Regions from separate parts of the Homo sapiens genome. Here region 1 is linked to region 2. The links are chromatin loops, found by intact Hi-C in ENCODE. Cell type or tissue: Caco-2. All regions are shown on one strand. Links, peaks and the distances in the headings refer to the core of each region. The heading gives the core; the rest is flanking DNA. Region 1 overlaps ZNF367 (zinc finger protein 367). Region 2 overlaps SLC35D2 (solute carrier family 35 member D2).

Region 1 (11,042 bases), core at 1,873-9,872, 51 kb before region 2:
GGATTAAATAAAATACATTATTAAAATTAATTTCATGGCTGGGTGCGGTGGCTGACGCCTGTAATCCCAGCACTTTGAGAGGCCGAGGTGGGTGGATCACCTGAGGTCAGGAGTTCAAGACCAGCCTGGCCAACATGGAGAGACCCCATCTCTACTAAAAATACAAAATTAGCCAGGTGTGGTGGCACATTCCTGTAATCTCAGTTACTCGGGAAACTGAGGCAGGAGAATCACTTGAACCCGGGAGGTGGAGGTTGCGGTGAGCCAAGATGTGACATTGCACTCCAGCCTGGGCAACAAGAACAAAACTCAATCTCAAAAAAAAAAAAAAATTTATTTCACCTCTTTCTCTTTACTTTTTCTAATGTGCCTTCTAGAAGTGGTTCATATTGTCTTTCATTGGGCAGTACTGGTTTAGAACTTAAGCCTGTAACCCTCAGTCCCCTATTTTTTTCCACCATGTTTATGGTGCTCACCTGTTTCTCACTTTTTTTTAACTTGTGGTTTTTGAAAATATATATTTAAATGATATGATAGAATAGAGGTTTTTTTTAAGTTAAATCCCTGGAAAGGGGTAATGTTTGAATTTTAAATCATTATAAACTAAGGTGTCTAGAAGTTTTGACTTTGGATACCATTAGTAAAATGATTACTTAATGAAACATTCTAATTTTGAGAATTTTTATATATTTTTTTCAATCTAAATATTCTAAAATATCCCCTGGATAACTGGTTTGTAGGCCGTAGAGTTGCCAGTGTGGGTAAGATTCAAGACTATGTGGCAGAATGAAGAAAGGGCTGAGTGCCGTCCTGATCACCACTACCTCACTGTGTCACCTGATACCCCAGGCATCAGCCTAGATGTCTGTACATCAAGGAACTGAAAGGAGGATCCCTAAGGGATAGTTGAGCCCTATTAGCATATTTTGTAAAAAGCTTTTCCCTTACTATTTTAAACAATCCCCCTATATCTGTGTTTTATTTTAACTTGTATTCAACTATCACAACCATTTATTATGTCTCTAAATAATGAGAAATTTAGGGAGGACTTGTTATTCTTTGAGTTATACTGGAAAATGCAAACTAATGTACAATTGTTGATTAAATAATGTTTTTTTCAATAAATAATGTTTAATTATCATTAACAAATTTTTCAGCACTTGAGCCTGGCACTGTGTTGTCTATAGGAATTTAAGTGAAGTATAAGGTACTAGGAATCTTTGCAGGAGACTACCATGACACATAAACAACACAGGACCCCAGGTTAATGAAGGTATACAAAGTTCAATTATTTGGAGGTAGATAGGAAGAATTCAGTTATTTGGGGAGATAGGAAGAATCTCACTGAGAGCCTACAGGATTGGGAAGATTTGAATGGGCAGAGAAAATAGGATTTTCAAGGATTAGAACAAGATGAGGAACTGCCTCCTGGCTGGAATGATTCTCCAGGAGGGAAGTAAGGATAAACTCTGCCCCTTAACCCCAGTAGCTAATGAGGTTGGTGAGATTGCCTAGAGTGCCGATCTTAGAGGACCATTTAAGTCAGCAGATAATTTTTAGTTGTCCAAGGTGTGTAATAGGATTTGGGGGTGGTTCAGGAGCTAGTTGGTATGACAAAAGCAGATTTCTATGCCAGCTACTCTGGGATTGCTGTGCAGGGGGAGAAACAAGAGGCCGGCCAGGAGGCTGTCGGAGGGTTCATCCTAGTGGGAGGGCTGCCCGTCTGACCAGGGGAAGCTGAGTGGGAAGGCAGGAGTGGGTGGAAGACATAGTGAAGAATCAGCAAGATCTAGTGATTTGGAGTATGAGGGAGAAAAAATATGGGATAAGCTCAAGATGATAACCTCAAGGCCTAAAGAATAGATTGTGTTCCCCAGCAGATAGTCATTGATGCCACCCAAGTGCTGCCATTAGCATTTCCACCTGCAGCTCAGTAGGGGCCATGACATGTTTTATTGTTATTGGGAGTCATGACCTATATAAAGGCTGATTCTCTCCCCATCCCCCTCCTCTTCTGGCCTTATTATCTCAGATATAATATCTAACATCTGTCTACTTAGGTGAGAGGCCCTATCTGTGTGACTATCCAGACTGTGGAAAAGCCTTTGTTCAAAGTGGACAGCTCAAAACACATCAGCGTCTTCACACCGGAGAGAAACCTTTTGTTTGTTCAGAAAATGGTACGGTGTTAGAAGTTAAGTTTATGGAATAACTAGTTGTGACTTAACAGTTAAAATATCCTTTCCTTGAATTTTTTTGAGGGGAAAGATTTTTTAATATAAATTTTATAAAACTTTATAAGCTTTCTTCTTTGATAATTGTGATACATGCTGAATTTCTCAGAAATGATTGATTTTAAAAATTTGTTGGTTTTGATTTTTGTGGGTACACAGTACGTATACATATTTACAGGGTACATGAGATACTTGATACAGACATGCAATGCATAATAATCACATGGTAAATGGGCTATCCATCCTCTCAAGCATGGGTCCTTTGTGTTACAAATAATCCCGTTATACTCTTAACTTATTTTAGAATGTACAGTTAAATTATTATTGACTATAGTCACCGTGTGCTATAAAATACTAGGTCTTATTCATTCTTTCTATTTTTGGTACCTATTAACCATCCTTACCTGCCCCTCATCCCCCAGTTCCCCTTCCTAGCCTCTGGGCACCATTGTTCTACTGTCTATCTCCACGAGTTCAATTGTTTTGATATTTAGATCCCACAAATAAGTGAGAACAAGTGATGTTTGTCTTTCTGTGCCTGGCTTAAGAAATAATTGATTTTTAAATAAAGTAATCCTTTTTGATGAAACCTTAAAGGGCAATTAAAGATACTATATCCAGTTGTAGGCAGTAGAAAAATCTGTAAAAGTAAATACAGCCTTTGGAGCAACATTTTAAACTTTTTAATTATTAAAGTGAAGTAAGCATATTATCCTAAGTGATTTTCTTAATCTTTTATCAGTTTCTAAAGATGCACATTTTTATGCAGTTACAGTATATTTGAAGTTCCGTGCAATCTGTCCTGTTGCTCTGTAATTTTCTTGATTATTACAAATGTTGCAAAAGTCTGCAAAGTTTTCATCCAGCAAGTTTGCTTAAGCCTATATGCAATGGTTTCCTCTATGTTGAATAATGAATATTTGTTTATTTATTTTTTGAGACGGAGTTTTGCTCTTGTTGCCCAGGCTGGAGTGCAATGGCGCCATCTCAGCTCACCGCAACCTCCGCCTCCTGGGTTCAAGCGATTCTCCTGCCTCAGCCTCCCGAGTAGCTGGGATTACAGGCATACGCGACCATACCCAGTTAATTTTGTATTTTTAGTAGAGATGGGGTTTCTCCATGTTGGTCAGGCTGGTCTTGAACTCCCAATCTCAGGTGATTCGTCCACCTTGGCCTCCCAAAGTGCTGGGATTACAGGCGTGAGCCACTGCGCCCAGCATTTATTTATTTATTTATTTTTTATTGTTTTGAGATGGAGTCTCACTTTTCGCCCAGGCTGGAGTACAGTGGCACGATCTTGGCTCACTGAAACCTTCGCCTCCTGAGTTCAAGCAATTCTCCTGCCTCAGCCTCTGGAGTAGCTGGAATTACAGGCTTGTGCCACCATGTCCGGCTAATTTTTGTATTTTTAGTAGAGATGGGGGACCATGTTGGCCAGGCTGGTTTTGAACTGCTGACCTCAGGTGATCCACCCGCCTCGGCCTCCCAAAGTGTTGGGATTACAGGCATGAGCCACTGCACCTGGTCTGAATATTTAATTTGTTTTTTAAATGTTCTTGTTACCAACAAAGCTGAGGGGAATGTTTTCACACGTGTAGCTTTGTTCATCTTTTGGGATGCTTCCTTATGTTGGAATCCACAAATGGAATTCTCGGGTCTGAGGTTTTGAACTCCACCCGACCCCTGCGATGGAGTCTGGCTCTGTCGCCAGGCTGGAGTGCAATGGCGTGATCTCGGCTCACGGCAACCTCTGCCTCCTGGGTTCAAGCTATTCTCCTGTCTCAGCCTCCTGAGTAGCTGGGATTACAGGCAGAGACCACCACACCCGGCTAATTTTCGTATTTTTAGTAGAGATGGCATTTTGCCGTGTTGGCCAGGTTGGTCTCTAGCTCCTGATCTCAAGTGATTCGCCTGCCTCGGCCTCCCAAAGTGCTGGGATTACAGGCGTGAGCCACCACGCCCTGCCATTTTGAACATTTTGAACTCATGCTAATAAATCACTTTCCAATGGTGTTGGACACACATGGCCACGACCAAAATGTGACTGTCTTCCTGTCCCCGCTCTAGCACTGATGAGACTGTGCTGGTTTGATTGTTTTCTCCTCCAAATTATAGATCCTAAATTTCACCATATTAATTTACTTTTCTGGATACCAGTGAAACTGAATGTTTTCCACATGTCTATGTGCTGGATGTCCAGATCCTGACAGGTGTTAACCTTGTGTTTTGAAGGCTGCCTGAGCAGATTCACCCATGCAAACCGCCACTGTCCGAAGCACCCCTACGCCAGGCTGAAGAGAGAGGAGCCCACGGACACACTCAGCAAACATCAGGCTGCCGACAACAAGGCCGCGGCCGAGTGGCTGGCGAGGTCAGGAATGCTGCCTTTAGTCCACCGTGAAGATGCACAGCGCGGGCTGGGGCTATGTCAGGGACCTGGACATGCCTCTCATTTTAAATAAGCTGCATTTATACACATTTTATAACATAATTAGAAATGACCCCTGATTTTCTATAAAATTGTTGTGAGTGGTATTAGGATCTTAGGATCTGTGTGTGATAGAAAATTACAATATAATTAGAGTGCCCAGACTACAGTTTATTTTAAAAGGAAGAGTTTTCCTATTTTGAAAAAATGTTTTATATGTATTGTATTTCATTCGTCATGAATGCAACCTTTTTCATTTTCTTTATGTTAGCCTTAGCTACGTGCCAATTAAAACAGGGATAGACAGCCGAGGTGGGTGGATCGCCTGAGGTCAGGAGTTTGAGAACAGTCTGGTCAACTTAGTGAAACCCCATCTTTACTAAAAATACAAAAATTACCTGGGCAGTAGTGGCACGTGCCTATAATCCCAGTTATTCGGGAGATTGAGGCAGAAGAATCGCTTGAGCCTGGGAGACGGAGGTTGCAGTGAGCCAAGATGGCCCCACTGCACTCTTGTACTCCAGCCTGGGTGACAGAGTGAGACCCTGTCTCAAAACAAAGCAAAACAAAACAAAAAAACACCAGGGATAGATGTTAGTGGTTCTTCTTAGGTGAGGTTCCAAAAACACCAATTTAATTTTTTCCAATGGCAACAAGGGGGCCAGTATAAAAGAATTTCTCTAAGGATATTTCGGTTGAAGGGCCTGTCTGCTGTACACGAGCCAGCAGCAGCTGCTCAGGCCTCACCCAGGCTTCACTGGCTGCTTAGGGTAAAGTCCAGGATTCCTAGCTGTGCTGCCATAGCCCTGCCTCCCTCTGATAAGGCAACTGTCCCCTGCCATGCTGGGCTGTGGGTTTCTCAACACAGGTGCCTTTGTATGAGGGCCTGTGTGCACCCTGCTTCCTCTGCCTGGAGCACTCACTCCCCACTTGGCTAAGCCTCTTGCTCACCTTCATCTCTTACTCAGGAAGGCCTCCCTGACCTGCTCAGCAACAAACGGGCTGGGACCAACTTAACAGATGCTTTCATTTTCCTTTTCAAAACATCCATCACACATTTATTTGTTTATTTTATACCTTCCCTGCCAGACTGAAAGCTTCCCCGGGCAGGGATATTTGTCTTGTTTATTATGGTAAGCCTAGGGCCTAGCAGAGCTTCTGGGCCTTGATAAATATTTGAAGGAATAAACTCTGTTTTGTTTGGATAAAAATACATAAGAATTATATAATGGAATCTGGAAATACTATTTGATTATTCACGTCCAGGGAAATTTGTTAGCACTGTCATAGAAATTGTTTAGATGGACAATTCTAGGGGTACCTTAAACTAAATATCTCCATCACTTCCTCCCCTCCTCTTTCTCCTGGTTAGCTCCTACTGCCCCATTATTTCTAATTGTGTCCCAGCCAGAAGCTTACTGGTCATCCTTGTCTTTTTTTTTTTTTTTTTTTTTTTCGAGACAGGGTCTTACTCTGTTGTCAAGACTGGACTGTAGTAGCAGGATTATTAGCTCATTGAGCCTTGACCTCCTGGGCTCAAGTGATCCTCCCACTTCAGCCCCCTGAGTAGCTGGGACCACAGGTGTGTGCCACCATGCCCAGCTAATTTTTAAGTTTTTTGTAGAGACTGGGTCTTGTCACGTTGCCCACGCTGGTCTCAAACTCCTGGCCTCAAGTGATTCTCGCACCTTGGCCTCCCAAACTGTTGGGATTACAGGCATGAGCCACCGCACCTCGCCTCCTTGTCTTTCTGCTGTCTACTCAGTGACCAAGTTATGACATCTACCTCCTTACTAACTCAAATTCAGCCACTTGAATGCTCTCAATCCATTTTCCATGCTGCTGCCAGAGGGATCTTTCTAAAATGTCAGTATGATCCTCAGTCTAAAGCCTAAACCCTTTATTATGGAATTCAAAGTCCTTCCTTACCTGGTTCCTGCTGACTTGCTGAACTTATCTTTTGCCATTCTCCTCTTCTAGTCATCCTTCAAGTCATACTGAACAATTTGCACTTTCTTTTTTTAGACCTCTGTGGGCATTGCCAAAACTTTTCCACTTTAAGTAGTCTGGATTTCCTGAAATTTGGTAGTTGTATTTCTTTTTTTTTTTGGTATGTAATTTTAAAAACAGCTTTGTTGGGGCTGGGTGCGGTGGCTCACGCCTGTAATCCCAACACTTTGGCTGAGGTGGGTGGATCACCTGAGGTCAGGAGTTCAAGATCAGCCTGGCTAAATGGCAGGACCCTATCTCTACTAAAAATACAGGCCTGGTGCGGTGCCTCACGCCTGTAATCCCAGCACTTTGGGAGGCCTAGGCAGGCAGATCACCTGAGGTCGGGAGATCAAGACCAGCCTGGTCAACATGGTAAAATCCCGTCATTACACTCTAGCCTGGGCAAGAAGAGTGAAACTCTGTCTCCAAAAAAAAAAAAAAAAAAAAAAAAATTAGCCAGGCATGGTGGTGGGCGCCTATAATTCCAGCTACTCAGGAGGCTGAGGCACGAGAATAGTTTGAACCCAGGAGGCGAAGGTTGCAGTGAGCCAAGATTGTGCCACTGCCCTCCAGCCTGGGTGACAAAGTGAGACTCTGTCTCGAAAAATAAAATAAAAATAAATAAAAACAGCTTTGTTGGTATATAAGTAGCATATAAGAAATTATGATACATTTAAAGTGTACAGTTTAATACATTTTAAAGTATACAATTTGATACATTTTTGACATGTATATACTGTGACACCATCTCCACAATCAAGATGGTGAACATATCCATCATTTCCAAGTTTCTTCGTGCCCCCTTTGTGAACTGAACTACACATTCCTCCCTGTCCCCCTTCCCCCCATACAACACTGATCTGCTGTCACTATAAAATAGTAGTTTTATACAAATGTAGTTTGTTTATTCTCTCGATGGGCATTTGGGTTATTTTTGGCTATTACATATAAAGCTACTATGAACATTAATATACAAGGCTTTGTATGGACAGTTTTGTATGATCTGTTACTGTCATTTAAAATGCATTTTTCTTTTTTTTTTTTTTCTTGAAACGGAGTCTCGCTCTGTCACCCTGGATGGAGTGCAGCGGCCCGACTTCAGCTTGCTGCAACCTCCGCCTCCCAGGTTCAAGTCATTCTCCTGCCTCAGCCTCTGGAGTAGCTGGGATTACAGGTGCCTGCCACCATGCCCGGCAAATTTTTTTGTATTTTTAGTACAGAGGGGTTTTCACCATGTTAGCCAGGCTGGTTTTGAACTCTTGACCTCAAGTGATCTGCCTGCCTTGCCTCCCAAAGTGCTAGGATTACAGGCGTGAGCCACTGCGCCCAGCCTAAATACTCATTTCTTTAGTTACCAAAGAGTTGAGCATTTGCATTTTCTCTTGTAAATTATCAGTTGGCCATGTAACAGAATAAGGGTAGTGTTTTTAAGTTTTTGAATAAACTCTGTGTCACAGATGTTAATCACTTTTTCATAGTTTGTGGGTTTAATATTTACAGCGTTAACGCTGTCAGAAGTTACCATCCCTCTGTAGATAGGATAAATAAGTTTCTAAAGACTGTTTTTTCTACTATTTCTGTATTTTACTCAAGTCCATTTCACACAGGCTCTTTAAGGCGGTGATAGTTTAATGGCAAAAACGTGATTTGAGAGTGAGTAGAAGATCTAGAACTGCCAGGTTTATTGTGGAAACCTGAGCACGTCTCTTAACCTCGTTGAACTTCAGTTTCTTTCCTCTATAAATAGGAAATTTATGTTAAATCACTTTATAACTTTATAAACTGAACCACATAAAAGTAATATTGTGGTATGGAACTTTTTAAAAGAAAAGTAAACATTTGGAAATTTCATGTCTGCCATGTAACTAATGTTGCTGCATTTCACATAGGTATTGGGAAATGAGAGAGCAGCGCACCCCCACTTTGAAAGGCAAGCTGGTTCAGAAGGCTGATCAGGAGCAGCAGGACCCTCTGGAATACCTTCAGTCTGATGAAGAGGACGACGAGAAGAGAGGGGCCCAGCGCCGGCTGCAGGAGCAGCGGGAGCGCCTGCATGGAGCCCTCGCGCTCATAGAGCTTGCCAACCTGACTGGGGCGCCACTCCGACAGTAGCTTGGACACTGACTCTTCCACTGTACAAAAGTACTGCCCAGCATACTTAAAAAGTAGATCCTTGGGCATAAGCTAAGCACCTTATTTGCTTATCATAGGCTGCTATTCTGTAGAAATTTATGAAGAATGTTATTGCCCCAGAATATGGGGTGAGAGAGAACTGCACTTTTTTAATATGGAAATGAATTCATCGTAAAGTTTAAAATATTTTGTAAATATGGACTGCACAGTACAGGGTAGAAAACTACATATTGTGGGAAGCTAGATTTTGCAAGTTTAATGCATTCATTGGAAGCAGTTCTCACAGGAAGCACTTTCTGAATAAGACACTTGTTTGAAAAACAGAATGGTACAAATAGCCAAAGAAGATTAAAACAGATTATTTATAAGATCATTTTTAACAATATATATTAGTATGTTTAACAATACTGTAAACACTGAAGCAAGCAAGAAAGTATAAAATATGTAAGATAGATAATTTTAATTGCAAAATACTGTGCCCACTAAGGCTAGAGAAATGGGAGGCTATTTTGGAAGATGTTCTAAGTAATGGACTTAGAAGAAAATAGATATTTGAGGCTCTTGGTAAGATGCACAATAGTTCAGAATTTTTGAAATTGGAGCAAAATCAGTCTTATTCTATCTGGGGCTTTACAACTCAGTATAATGTTTAAGTTTGAAAAGCACTTGTCATCCCTAGCATGTTAACTTGGGAACTTTTGCACATTTCATATTTCTCATTTGCTGAAATTGAGTGATTAATCTTGCAAAGTCTAGGTAACATAGTAATTGGTAATTTTAAAAATACATATTAAGGGCCCTGTAATGAGATTTGGCACTTGGATTTTTACTAAAGGGACACCTGCAGGGTTGTTTTGTAGTGAAATGTTTTAGATCTTTTGTTAGCAAACACTACATTTTAATTGTACTGCTTGTTTAGAATTATTAGCAAATGGAAGCCTCCATATTTATATTTTCAGTGCATAAAGCCACCTTCTTGCTTTACTTCAGAGTAACATGCCAAGCTATTTTGTGTTCACTAAATTTAGCTATCAGTTAAACACTGCAGAAAATATTAGCTACTCAAATAAGTAGGCTTCTGAAATAGTTTTAACTGCAAGTGTGTTAACTTGTGTGGTGGTTTGAAGCCATTTTTCCAAATAAAGTTATTAAACACCACTTTATGTACTGAAGCATGAACAGAAAAATCAAGAGCTGAGCAGACCACCTCCTTTATGTAGGCAAAACTTCCATCATTTTGGCTTTTGTTCTAAACAGAACTAAATGACATGCATAGCATGGTAACTTACAGATCGCTTAATTGGAGTAAAACTCAGAGTAATAGAGGGAAATATGGGCTCTTCAGTGCCTTTTTAGCTTTTTTGAGTTGAAGACGTTCCTACAGATGTAGTTTAAACATTACAAAGTAGGCTTCTTTATCCAAAAATCCCAATGTGTCATAGTACACAGATAGTTTAAAATATGTAGCCACGGGGAAGGGGAGGCATGTAAATGTCTTGAAGAGGAGAAAAAGTATGAAAGAAGATACGATAGTTACGAATAATGTGTATGATGAGGACATACTTTAAAAATGTAATTCCTCTGTACAGTAAATTACAAATCTTTAGGGATTTTTTTGTAATAAGAGAATTTATATTTGTAATGGTCTAAGAATTTTTTTGTAATGTGGTATATAGAATTTTAATTTGGAGCACTTATAAGCTGGTAAGAGAGACTATAGCATCTGAATTATCTTGGTTTATGTTTCAGCATTTCCTCTAGAATTTTTGCTCTCAAATATGTGATTTAATGAACTAAAAACAACACTCATCAGTCTTGGGAAATTTGAACTTTGATCAACTTAACTAAAGAAGGAAGGGTAGTAAGAATTTTTCAAATACAAATATTTGCCAATTCACAGATGATAACATTTAAGGCCTTCAAAAGTAAGGGTTTTTCCTTGTTTCTCCAGTCAGCTTTTGTCAACTCTAATAGTTTTTTCATAAACATTTTTTATTTGTATAATTGCAACAGTTTAAGAAATTATCACAACTATTTAGAAACATTTAAAATGTTCTTTTTGATATAAGCTATATACTTGGAAAAATACATTGGTATCTAAAATTTGAGGTGTGTTAAGACTGCTTTTTGTTTTAAAAAATGGTTTACATTCAAATTTTTGAAGTGTTTTATGCTTCATATGGCTAAGTTGTAGTTTGGCAGAGTTAACAGCATAAGAATAAACATGCTGTAATTTTAAAAGATGCTTTGAATAA
Region 2 (11,042 bases), core at 938-8,937:
CACACTCAGAACATATAAAAAGGGATTATTCTGAAAGGCAAATTAATTTTTTTACCAGCATCATCAATCACCAAGGCAAGGTCAGGGGTCACGATATTTGTTCAGAGAGCGCTAGTTTGGAGTCTGGAGATGTGGGCTACAGACACAAGTTTTTCTACTTACTGACTGTTGTGACTTTGAACCTTAACTTCTCCAAACTTCAGTTTCCTTATCTGTGGAATGAAATGACTGCAATGGATAATTTGTAAGGTCTTGTCCAGCAATAGCTGCTGCTTCTGATGATGAGGGGTGGGGCAGAGGAGCTTTGCTTTTGTGTGGCTGCCTGTCACGTGGAGGCCCCATCCCTCCCCCTCCCCCATCCCTCCCCCACCCCCAGCTGTTACAAGGAAGCCCGGAGGATGAGTCAGGCATATGTTTCTTTGTTCCAAGCTCTTTGTGCTGGATGAGGGAGTTCACTCTGACCAACAGGCTTATTTCCATGAGCTATTTTTTTTAATCTGCTCTTTTTTTTTTTTTTTTATCTGCTCTGTTTTTTTTTTTTTTCCCCTGCATGGCCTTTTTTTTTTTTTTTTTTTTAACGGTAGAAGTTTTGCAAAAACAGGTTTGTTGTCTTTTGAGGATCACAATATGTCATCCTTTTTTGAAAATGGTGAAGTGGTGTGGCCACTTTAATGAAAGTAAATATATGATGCTGCTGTCCTTTAATGGAAAGAGCAGATGTTTTTAAAGAGTTTTGTTTATATTAACATTTTTAATGTTCTTTATTTTGTTCCAGATTTCCCATTTTGAATTACATGCTTTAAAAAAAACCCCACATAATTAGAATGCTGGAGATGAATGGAACCCTAGAGGCTTCCCACTGCCATGCGTTTTCTCTGTAGTTTTGGTGTAAAACAAATGTTTATTCCAAAATCTCAGTACCCTCAAACCAAAGCATTTTATGTCAGAAATTTGCTGAAAATATTCCAAAAGAGTTGCTCAGAATGCACATTCTAACTTCGCATGAATATGCAGTTGTATAAATGGCTCCAGGAAATCTGTGCCTCACGTTTCTGAAACTGAGTGGTTTTTACATTTTTGTTTTTGCAGGAGCTAGGGAAATACGGAGTACTTTTCTACAATGCCTGCTTCATGATTATCCCAACTCTTATTATTAGTGTCTCCACTGGAGACCTGCAACAGGTGAGCTGATGACAATCATTACAGTTTTCCTTAGCTGGCTTTAAAAAATTTAATATTTAACATTTGATATGCACTGAAACAAAAAGTGTAAAGTTAGCTAGGACTACCAGGAGGGTACATGATAACAAGATGTTTGATATCCCTAGTAACACCTTTTGGCACTACCCTTGCATTGGCATTTATCCTTAGCCACATATCAAGGAGAGCCAAGAACTCTGGACTTGGTACTTTTTGGAAAACAACAATACAAATCTGAGTTTGAATTCCATATCCCCCTTTGCTAATGTGGGGACCCTGGGAGAGCTACTTACCCTAGAAGGGGATTTTGATCATTTTAAAACATAGGTTTGTTTATTTATTTGTTACTTTCTATTACGGACATTTTGAAACATGCACAAAATAGAGTAATTCAATGAGTTGTCAGGGACCCACCACCTAGCTTCAACACTTTGGCATTTTGCCATCTTATTTTATCTGTCCTCATCCATCCCCAGCTTTTTGTTCCTCTGGAGTATTTTAAAACCTATCCCAGCCATCACGCCATTTTACCTCTAAATATTCCAGGATCCACATTTGAATTTTGGGAAGGTGTTGTTCTTTCAGCATTTGCCCTGAAACCGTATCTGCTGCTGGTGAGAGACAAATAAAATGGTAAATTAGTGGTAAGATCTGAGGCCCAGTGGAGCGGTGGAGGCCAAGTCTCTCAGGACGTGTGGACATTCTCCATAGTGACAGCTCCAGTGGCCACCCCGAAGGGTGCAAGCCCGGACTTCTTCAGGAAGTCGCGGGCCACACAGCCTCTGAGAACTTTGCTGATGTGTAAGTGACTGTGAGAAACGAGATGCGATGGGCAAAACCCTCCTCAGCGGGACCTCCACCCACAGACTCGACTCCGGACACAGCCCTGACCAGCCAGGCGATAACCCCGTCATTGCTGGCCTGGGGCTGGGGCAGCACCCATTTACCCATGGACAGGACAGTGTTTCCATATTTAGCAATCAGCATGGGTGTATGTTGCCCACCAGTTGAAAGTCAATCCCATTTGCAGCTCTTTTAGGGTCTGAGTGACTCTGAAAGGCTGCAGGCTGCTGTGGACTCCTGGGCAGCTCCTTGTTCTTTCTCCAGCTGGACTTTCTCACTTGTCCAATTCTCTTCCCAGAAGGAGGGATCAGCAGAAGGGCTTAGCAACCTCGTCCCCGGGCACAAACAGCCATTTCCACGGGTTTATATGGAAAACTACCAAGTGGCACCAATCTCGATAAAGAGCTCTCTTTTTCGGGTTATTTAGAACGTTGTGAACCTGAGCCTCCCTGTTAATTCCGTTTTGGAAGATAAAGCGGGCACCTGCACCTCTCTAGTAAGAATGAGCAGGGCATGATACCTGAAAACACAGTATTTGTTTTTCAGCTACCATCAATCAATTTTAAACTGAGTCAGTGCTCCAACATTACACAAAACAAAATTATGAACTCTTGGCCAGGCGAGGTGGCTCACACCAGTAACCCCAGCACTTTGGGAGGCCGAGGCAGGCAGATCACCTGAGGTCAGGAGTTTGAGACCAGCCTGGCCAACGTGATGAAACCCCATTTGTAGAGAGTATTTTTAGTAGTAGTAAAAATACAAAAATAAGCCAGGCATGGTGGCGGGTGCCTGTAATCCCAGCTTCTCAGGAGGCTGAGGCAGGAGAATCACTTGAACCTGGGAGGCAGAGGTTGCAGTGAGCCGAGATCACGCTATTGCACTCCAGCCTGGGTGACAGAGCGAGACTCCATCTCAAAAAAAAAGGAAAAAAGATAAAAAGAAAAATTATGAACTCTTAATGAAGTGGTCCTAGAGGCTTGTCTCCTTTCATTATTATAGAAACGAGGGTTTTTTTTTGTTTTTGTTTTGTTTTGTTTTTTTAAATCAGCGGAGTTTATCTGTTCTGAAATTCTGGTATTTTAGATATATATATATTTTTTTTTTCCAAAAATATAAATCTAGAAACTCCTAAATATTGTTAAAACATCTCACTGGGGCTAAAAGCATATTTCCCCATGGCAACAACACTATGAAAGGCATAGTGACCAGAAACTGAATTTTAGGTTCTTTATGAGTAAAATAGATTAGGTGTATTATGTTAATAATGTATAACATTGTTTCAGAAGAAATATGTGTTCTTACATCAACGTCATTGACTTATAAACTTGTAGCATGGTGTTTTCAGAAGTTGCCCTCTGCCTGTAATGATTATCATGTGGAATCTTCTGCTTTCTCATGTGATAATAATAATAGCTAATACTTGCTGAGGGCTTATTATGTCAGACATTTTTCAAAGCATTGTTCATGAACTATCTCACTGCATTTCCACAGCAGAAGAGAAGGTCCTGTTACTATTTCTATCGTATAGGCAAAGCATCTAGGGCATTGTGCTTAAATACATTCCCAAGGATAGCAGGTGGTCAGTCCAGGCACTCTGGCTCTAGAAACACATCCTCCACTGTCATCTTTATTTACTTCATTTGTATATGAAAAGTGTTTGTTTTCTCCTTCATGTGTGAAAACATATCCTTCCCTTATAGAAAGTACAAGAGACCTAACATATACTTTATTTTTATTTATTTTATTTTATATTTTTGAGACAGCGTCTCACTCTGTCACCCAGGCTGGAGTGCAGTGGCATGATCTTGGCTCACTGAAACTTCTGTCTCCCACATTCAAGCAATTCTCCTGCCTCGGCCTCCTGAGTAGCTGGCATTACAGGAGCGCACCACCACACCCAGCTAATTTTTGTATTTTTAGTAGAGACGGGGTTTCACCATGTTGGCCAGGATGGTCTCAAACTCCTGACCTCAAGTGATCTGCCTTTCTCAGCCTCCCAAAGTGCTGGGATTACAGGGGTGAGCCACTGTGCTCAGCTAACATATACTTTATTAAATCCTAATGCTCTAGGAGAATATCCTCCTCCTATTCTGGCTTGTGGTACTGGAATATCCGAATATTTACCCTGTTTAGCCTCTTCTATTTGATCAGACTTCAAAGATTTCAAACAGAAGTTCCTTTAGAAAGTCTGTAAGTACCTTCGAGCCGCCAGAGTGACTGCTAATCATTGAAATTCCAGATGGACCAAAGTGCTAACTATATAGATTTGTTTTTCAAAACCAATAAGAAAAATTATAATTAGAAGATATAGAGTATAGTTATAACCATAATAAAAGGCCTTCTATAAAATAACAAAGTACAAGTCAAGTCATGGAGTTAAAAATTTGACTAGTTTTTTTTTTTTTTTTTTTTTTTTTTTTTTTGAGATGGAGTCTCCCTCTGTTGCCCAGGCTAGAGTGCAATGGCATGATCTCGACTCACTGCAACCTCCGCCTCCTGGGTTCAAGCGATTCTCCTGCCTCAGCCTCCTGAGTAGCTGGAACTACAGGCGCCCGCCACCATGATGCCCGGCTAATTTTTGTATTTTTAGTAAAGATAGGGTTTCACCATGTTGGCCAGGCTGGTCTCGAACTCCTGACCTCGTGATCTGCCCGCCTCGGCCTTCCAAAATGCTAGAATTACAGACGTGAGCCACTGCGCCCAGCCAAGTTTGACTAGTTTTTAAAAGTATTGTATGACGAGATGCCAAAATATATGAGACACTCACTGTAATCTGCAAGAAAAAAGCCATCAACCCCATATAAAAAACAAAAAGCAAAAAACAACAGTGAGATTTCCACTACTAACATTGCTCTGTATTCACTGAATCAGGGCAAATTTCTTCCCATTGGTCCCTTTTGAATGTGGTGGAATTCATTTTAGATTGTAAACCAAATAGGAGAAAGAAATGAATTAGGTGTGTTAGCCTGTAATATAAAATTGCTTTTTGTTTACCAAGTTTGGTTTGAGTGTTCTGAAAGCTGATTAATGAATTAGAGCAAAATGTTAACTTCTCTTGTTAATGGAAAGAAACTTGATGAGTCATTTTCCCTGGTTAACTGGGACTAGGAGCGATGGAGAAGATCAGAGATTGTGGTAAATGTGTGTGTGTGACTCATTCCTCCGGGAATTCAAGCCCAGACTTTGGACTTACACAGTCAATAGATCTATTAACAGTGCCTCAATTCTATCTCTGATGAACAAAGTCAGAGATGACAGCTTCTCTTGTTAACAAATTAGGCCCTTGGAAAATACTCAGCGGGTGAACTTTCTTTAGTATTTGAATCACTGCAATAGGTTCAAAGTACATCTAGTATATTACAGTTGATGAATAGAGATAAATAATAGGACTTTTTTTCCCTGATTAAAAAACCCTGAGTGCAAAGTGAAAAAGACTCACGTTCCAACAGTAAGTCTAAAGGAAGAAGGGCTTTATTGTTGTTTACCTTTGATTATTTCTTTTTAAAAATAAATAATGCTACATTATTTTTTATGATTTAAAAATAAATCATGCTGCATTATTTTAAAAATGCCACTAATACCGTCTCATCATTATTAAGGAAATAAAACTAAAATCTATAAAAATTTAGGTTGGGGCTGGTCACGATGGCTCACGCCAGTAATCCCGGCTCTTTGGGAGGTTGAGGCGGGCAGATCATGAGGTCAAGAGATCGAGACCATCTTGGCCAACATGGTGAAAACCTGTCTCTACTAAAAATACAGAAATTAGCTGGGTGTGGTGGCGAGTGCCTGTAGTCCCAGCTACTTGGGAGGCTGAGGCAGGAGAATCGCTTGAACCCGAGAGGTGGAGGTTGCAGTGAGCTGAGATCGTGCCACCGCACTCCAGCCTGGGCGACAGGGCGAGACTCCATCTCAAAAAAAAACAAAACAAAATTTAGGTTGGTGAAGAATCTAAATATTTTATGAGAGTCACAAAATAGCCCTCAATGGATTTTGTAGTATCAGGAACACATATAGAGTTTTTATTTATTTCTTATTAATGGATTGATTGATATTTTACTGTTTGCATAAATACTTTTAGCTCTTTGAGAGAATAGATGTTTTTCTACCCTTGGTTTGAAATTTAAAACTTAAGTATTTCTCTTATTCCCAATTTTATTTTAATTTCAGACACTAAGTGTTTCCCATGATTTTTGTGGTTTTGTTTTGTTTTGGTCTTTGACTACCTTAAGCATAAACTTTTTGGCTTTAATTCTTTTGGAAGTTTTCTGCTCCTTTGATTAGCTTGGGGCTTGCTGGAAAGACAGATTTATATTTATTATATTTTTCTTTCATAAGTGAACATTTAACAAAAAGTGTTATGACGCAAGGAAACTGTCAAACATATACAGAAGGAGACGGAGTGACATGACAAACTCCACATATATGCCCATCAGCCAGTTTCAACAATTAGGAACATTTAACGTGTATTTTTTTTTTTTTTTTTTGAGACAGGGTCTCACTCTGTTGCCCAGGCTGGAGTACAGTGGTACCATCACAGCTCACTGCAGCCTCCATCTCCTGGGCTCAGGTGATCCTCCCACCTCAGCCTTCCCAGTAGCTGGGACTACAAGTGTGCACACCACCATGCCCAGCTAATTTTTGTCATGTGTATCCTTTTGAGAAGTGAAGTGGGCAAAGCATTACTCATGAAACAATGACAGTGAAATGTGACAAGATGGTACAGATTGGAGAAGAGAATTCTACCTTAATTGTTTAAAAATTTGAATTATAAACTTAAAAGATTTCATTTTAAATACATTGAGTTTCTAAAACTTGGCTAACAAAGTATTGCTTAATAGAAAGTGAGTAGAACTTATATTCGATCATGTTATTGAGCACATACTTACGGGCAGTCTTCAGACACTTTCAGATCGTTTTTGGATACAGGCAGGGGCCAACCATGAATAAAATACTCCTTATTGTCACCTGTCACCTCAAGAGGGTTAATTTTATTTTCTCAGCTAGGGATTAAATTCCTGGAGAGCAGAAATTGAGTTTTTTTTTTTTTTTTTTTTTTTTGAGGTGGAGTTTTGCTTTTGTTACCCAGGCTGAGTGCAATGGCGTGACCTCGGCTCACTGCAACCTCTGCCTCCCGGGTTCAAGTGATTCTCCTGCCTCAGCCCCTGTAGTAGCTGGGATTACAGGCACCTGCCCCTGCGCCTGGCTAATTTTTGTATTTTTCGTAGAGATAGGGTTTCACCATGTTGGCCAGGCTGGTCTCAAACTCCTGACCTCAGGTGATCTACCCGCCTCGGCCTCCCAAAGTGCTGGGATTACAAGCGTGAGCCACTGCGCCCGGCCAAAAATGAAGTCTTAAACTTCTTTGTCTACCATGTCCTCCACCCCAATTACTTGATTGCTTTATAAGTAGCAAATAATAGTTTATTTGTTCACAATACTTCCTAAGCATGTGCAAGTTCCTGAGAACAGTTTATGACCTTAAACTTTTCTTGCCTACATTATTAATTAAGAATAAACTTTTTGGCTGGGTGTGGTGGTTCATGCCTGTAATCCCAGTACTTTGGGAGGCCAAGGCAGGCAGATGACTTGAGCCCAGGAGTTTGAGACCAGCCTGGGCAACATGGTGAGACCCTGTCTCTACTTAAAGAAAAAAAAAAAATTAGCCAGGCATGGTGGCCTGTGCCTGTAGTCCCAGCTACTCAGGAGACTGAGGTGGGAGGAACTGATTGATCCCAGGAGGTAGAGGCTGCAGTGAGCCATGATCACACCACTGCACTCCAGCCTGGGTGACAGAGCAAGACCTGGTCTGAAAAAAGAAAGAAAAAAAAGAGATAATTAACTTTCTTCTAAAACGATTTATAAAAAATAAACCCAACCTTGAATTTGGGACCACAAATTAAATTAGTAAAGGTGTATAAAGTCAGTGAATCAATGATAGCCTCAGCGATAATAGCGTTTGCGATTTTGTGCTGGCCATCAGCACAGTCCTAAACAATTTCTTTCAGTCCTTATATCAACGTTTTGAGGAAGGCTTTCCTTTTTTTAAATAAGCTAGATTTTGTAAAATGAATCTGAAGTTCAGGGAAGAAAATAAATTTGCCCAATGTCCCACAACTAGTATGACCTAGGATTTTTAGCTTTATGTTTTCTGTTTGGGAAGATGGTTCCTGTATCAAAATGCAGTTTGGTAAAACCAGTAAATTTAAACTGCAGTATTATTAACCTAATCATTAGTTTTTTTCTTTTTAATAATAGGCTACTGAATTCAACCAATGGAAGAATGTTGTGTTTATCCTACAGTTTCTTCTTTCCTGTTTTTTGGGGTAAGAAACCATAGATAAGTAGAAGCATTGGTCAACAGTATCTCTTGACAAGTCAAATCAAGATATGCCTTCTGTCTATTCTGTCAGAATTCCTTTGTGTTTCTCTGACTTTCTCTGGAAAGTACCCCTGCAGCAAAGGAGGTGTCAGGGACCCAGGATACCTGGAAACCCAGCCTGAAAGACCAGGAACAAGCATACAACTCTTGTTTTTGAAAGTCATGCTAATGTCCTGTTCTTCTTCAAAATATGATGTTGCCTATTGATTTCTGAAAGTTTGTCTGAAATGAAGTCAGCTGACATTTCAAGTTCAATGCTGAGGATTTTTTGGTTTTTGTTTTTTAAGAGATGGGGTCTCACTGTGTTGCCCAGGCTGGACTCAAACTCCTGGGCTCAAGCAATCTTCCTACCTTAGCCTCCTGATTAGCTGGGACTACAGGCTCCTGCCTCCAGGCCTGGCAGTAATATGTTTTCATCTTTGTCACCATGTCCTTAGTTTTTCAAGATCCCTTCCTCAAATAATTATGTGACTATGACAGCCTTTTCCTATAGTGCTATACCTGCTATATTCAGGAAAATTTCTAAAGAGAGATGTCCAGGCTGTTGTATTGTCCAACAGTTAGGCTTTTTTGTTCTTGAAATTTTCTTTCTTTCTTTTTTTTTTTTTTTGAAGATGGAGTCTTGCTTTGTTGCCCAGGCTAGAGTATAGTGGCACAATCTTGGCTTACTGCAACCTCTGCCTCCCAGGTTCAAGCAATTCTGCCTCAGCCTCCCGAGTAGCTGGGATTACAGGCATGCACCACCACACTTGGCTAATTTTTTGTATTTTTAGTAGAGATGGGGTTTCACTGTATTAGCCAGGATGATCTCAATCTCCTGACCTTGTGATCTGCCCACCTCAGCCTCCCAAAGTGCTGGGATTACAGGCGTGAGCCACCGCGCCTGGCCCCGTTCTTGAAATTTTCTTTAGGTATATCTTCTGGTTGAGAGACCATATAGTTTGTGTCTATTTCAGTCTTCTAAAGACTTGAAAATCCCTTTGCATGAATAGGTGATACATGCAACTAGGAAATCATTAAAAAGGTGCAAAAGAATAAATAGGGAGGCTGAGGCAGGTGGATCACCTGAGTTCAGGAGTTTGAGACCAGCCTGGCCAACATGGCATAACCCCATCTCTACTAAAAATACAAAAATTAGCTGGGTGTGGTGATGCACACCTGTTGTCCCAGGTACTCAGGAGTCTGAGGCAGAAGAATCGCTTGAACCCAGGAGGTGGAGGTTGCAGTGAGCCAAGATCGCGCCACGGCACTCCAGCCTGGGTGACAGAGGAGACTCCATCTCAAACAAACAAACAAACAAAAAGAATAAATAGGGAACACCAACTCCCCTCCATTCTTCCTCGCCTCCACACTGTAGTTTTCTTCCCCAGAGGCAACACTGTTGGAAATCTTGGGAGTATCCTCCCTGAGCGGGCATTCATTCCAATACAGGCATTGGTACCTTCTCCCATACTGAAGGGGCCCTTGAATTCCTATAGCAGGGAATTACTCATCAAATGATTTTTCCTGTGAAGGAAGATGGATTCCCTCTCACCTGCCACACTTTTCATTCTGTGTAAATGAACAAAGACAACTCCTGACCTCTTTGATCAACACTCTTCAATTCTCAAACTTGATTTCAATTGCAATGATGTACTCACATGCAGTAAAAACATTTCTGTCTATCTTCCATTCATTAGTTCTCTCTTTAGCTGTGTCTGATTTAATGATTTAATGTTGATGGAGTTTTTGATTTTAACAATTTTATATTTTATTTGTAAAAGTTCCACAGTTTTTTCCCAAACGTATCTGTTCATTTAGAATACTCTCACTGGTGATCCTTGTGACTGTGCCTTTTATTTCTTTAGGTGTCACACACAGCTATTCCATATTCTGTATCTGACAATCCCAGCATTGGCAGCAGCTCTTGAGAATTTAAGCATGCAGTTTTTTTGTTTCAGGCGATGTTCATTGTGGTTTGCTTTCTTCTGTGTTTGGTGACCTGTGATTGTGAGCATTTTGCTTAAAAAAAATTTTTTTTTTTGAGATGGAGTCTCACTTTGTCTCCCAGGCTGGAGTCCAGTGGCACGATCTTGGCTCACTGCAACCTCTGCCTCTTGCATTCAAGTGATTCTCCTGCCTCAGCCTCCTGAGTAGCTGGGATTACAGTTGCCCACCACCACACCTGGCTAATTTTTGTATTTTTAGTAGAGACGGAGTTTCATCATGTTGGCTAGGGTGGTCTCAAACTCCTGACCTCAGGTGATCCACCTGCCTCGGCCTCCCAAAGTGCTGGGATTACAGGCATGAGCCGCCACACCCGGCCCATTTTGCTTAACTTTGATCAGTCCCATGAGCTGAAATTGGGAATTTGAGACACTTTTCTATAGGGACAAGTTGTATTTGCTTCTGCTGGTAGCCAGGGGTTGCCCCAGACCTTGATCCCTTTAGGCCTTTTGGGAGTCTGGGCTCAGTATCCCCTCCTCCCCCTAGAGTTTGGCCCCAAGCCAAACTTCCTCCCCATTCATGGAAAAATTGTCTTCCACAAAACCGGTCCCTGGTGCCAAAAAGGTTGGGGACTGCTGCCTTAGAGCACTTAGCCATTGTTGGAAGCATAAGTTTAGTAAAATACCTGTAG

Evidence for each region. A loop is a pair of places that touch in the nucleus more often than their neighbours do. Peaks named below come from ENCODE experiments on the same cell type or tissue, not always from the same donor. Only the 100,000 strongest peaks of a DNase experiment are listed, where the experiment ranks them.
Region 1: a loop joins it to region 2, with 5 times the contacts of the local background. A loop is called at or near these places in 17 of 110 quality-filtered maps.

The regions. Positions count from the first base shown.
Region 1 is chr9:96,385,961-96,397,002 of GRCh38, reverse strand. It overlaps ZNF367 (zinc finger protein 367), which reads left to right. Exons shown (of 5, transcript NM_153695.4): 3 at 2,061-2,180; 4 at 4,467-4,605; 5 at 8,544-11,042. The coding sequence ends at 8,766. Among named protein-coding and RNA genes, the nearest start is that of SLC35D2-HSD17B3, 7.8 kb to the right of the region's middle. RefSeq lists a silencer at 4,462-4,756 and an enhancer at 8,171-8,340. In Caco-2, for the core only: no CTCF peak of the experiment used is centred there; a DNase peak (open chromatin) is centred at 5,492.
Region 2 is chr9:96,334,044-96,345,085 of GRCh38, reverse strand. It overlaps SLC35D2 (solute carrier family 35 member D2), which reads left to right. Exons shown (of 12, transcript NM_007001.3): 8 at 1,090-1,182; 9 at 8,302-8,369. It overlaps SLC35D2-HSD17B3 (SLC35D2-HSD17B3 readthrough), which reads left to right. Exons shown (of 26, transcript NR_182427.1): 8 at 1,090-1,182; 9 at 8,302-8,369. Among named protein-coding and RNA genes, the nearest start is that of HSD17B3, 37 kb to the right of the region's middle. RefSeq lists enhancers at 1,560-2,083, 2,084-2,608. In Caco-2, for the core only: no CTCF peak of the experiment used is centred there; a DNase peak (open chromatin) is centred at 5,195.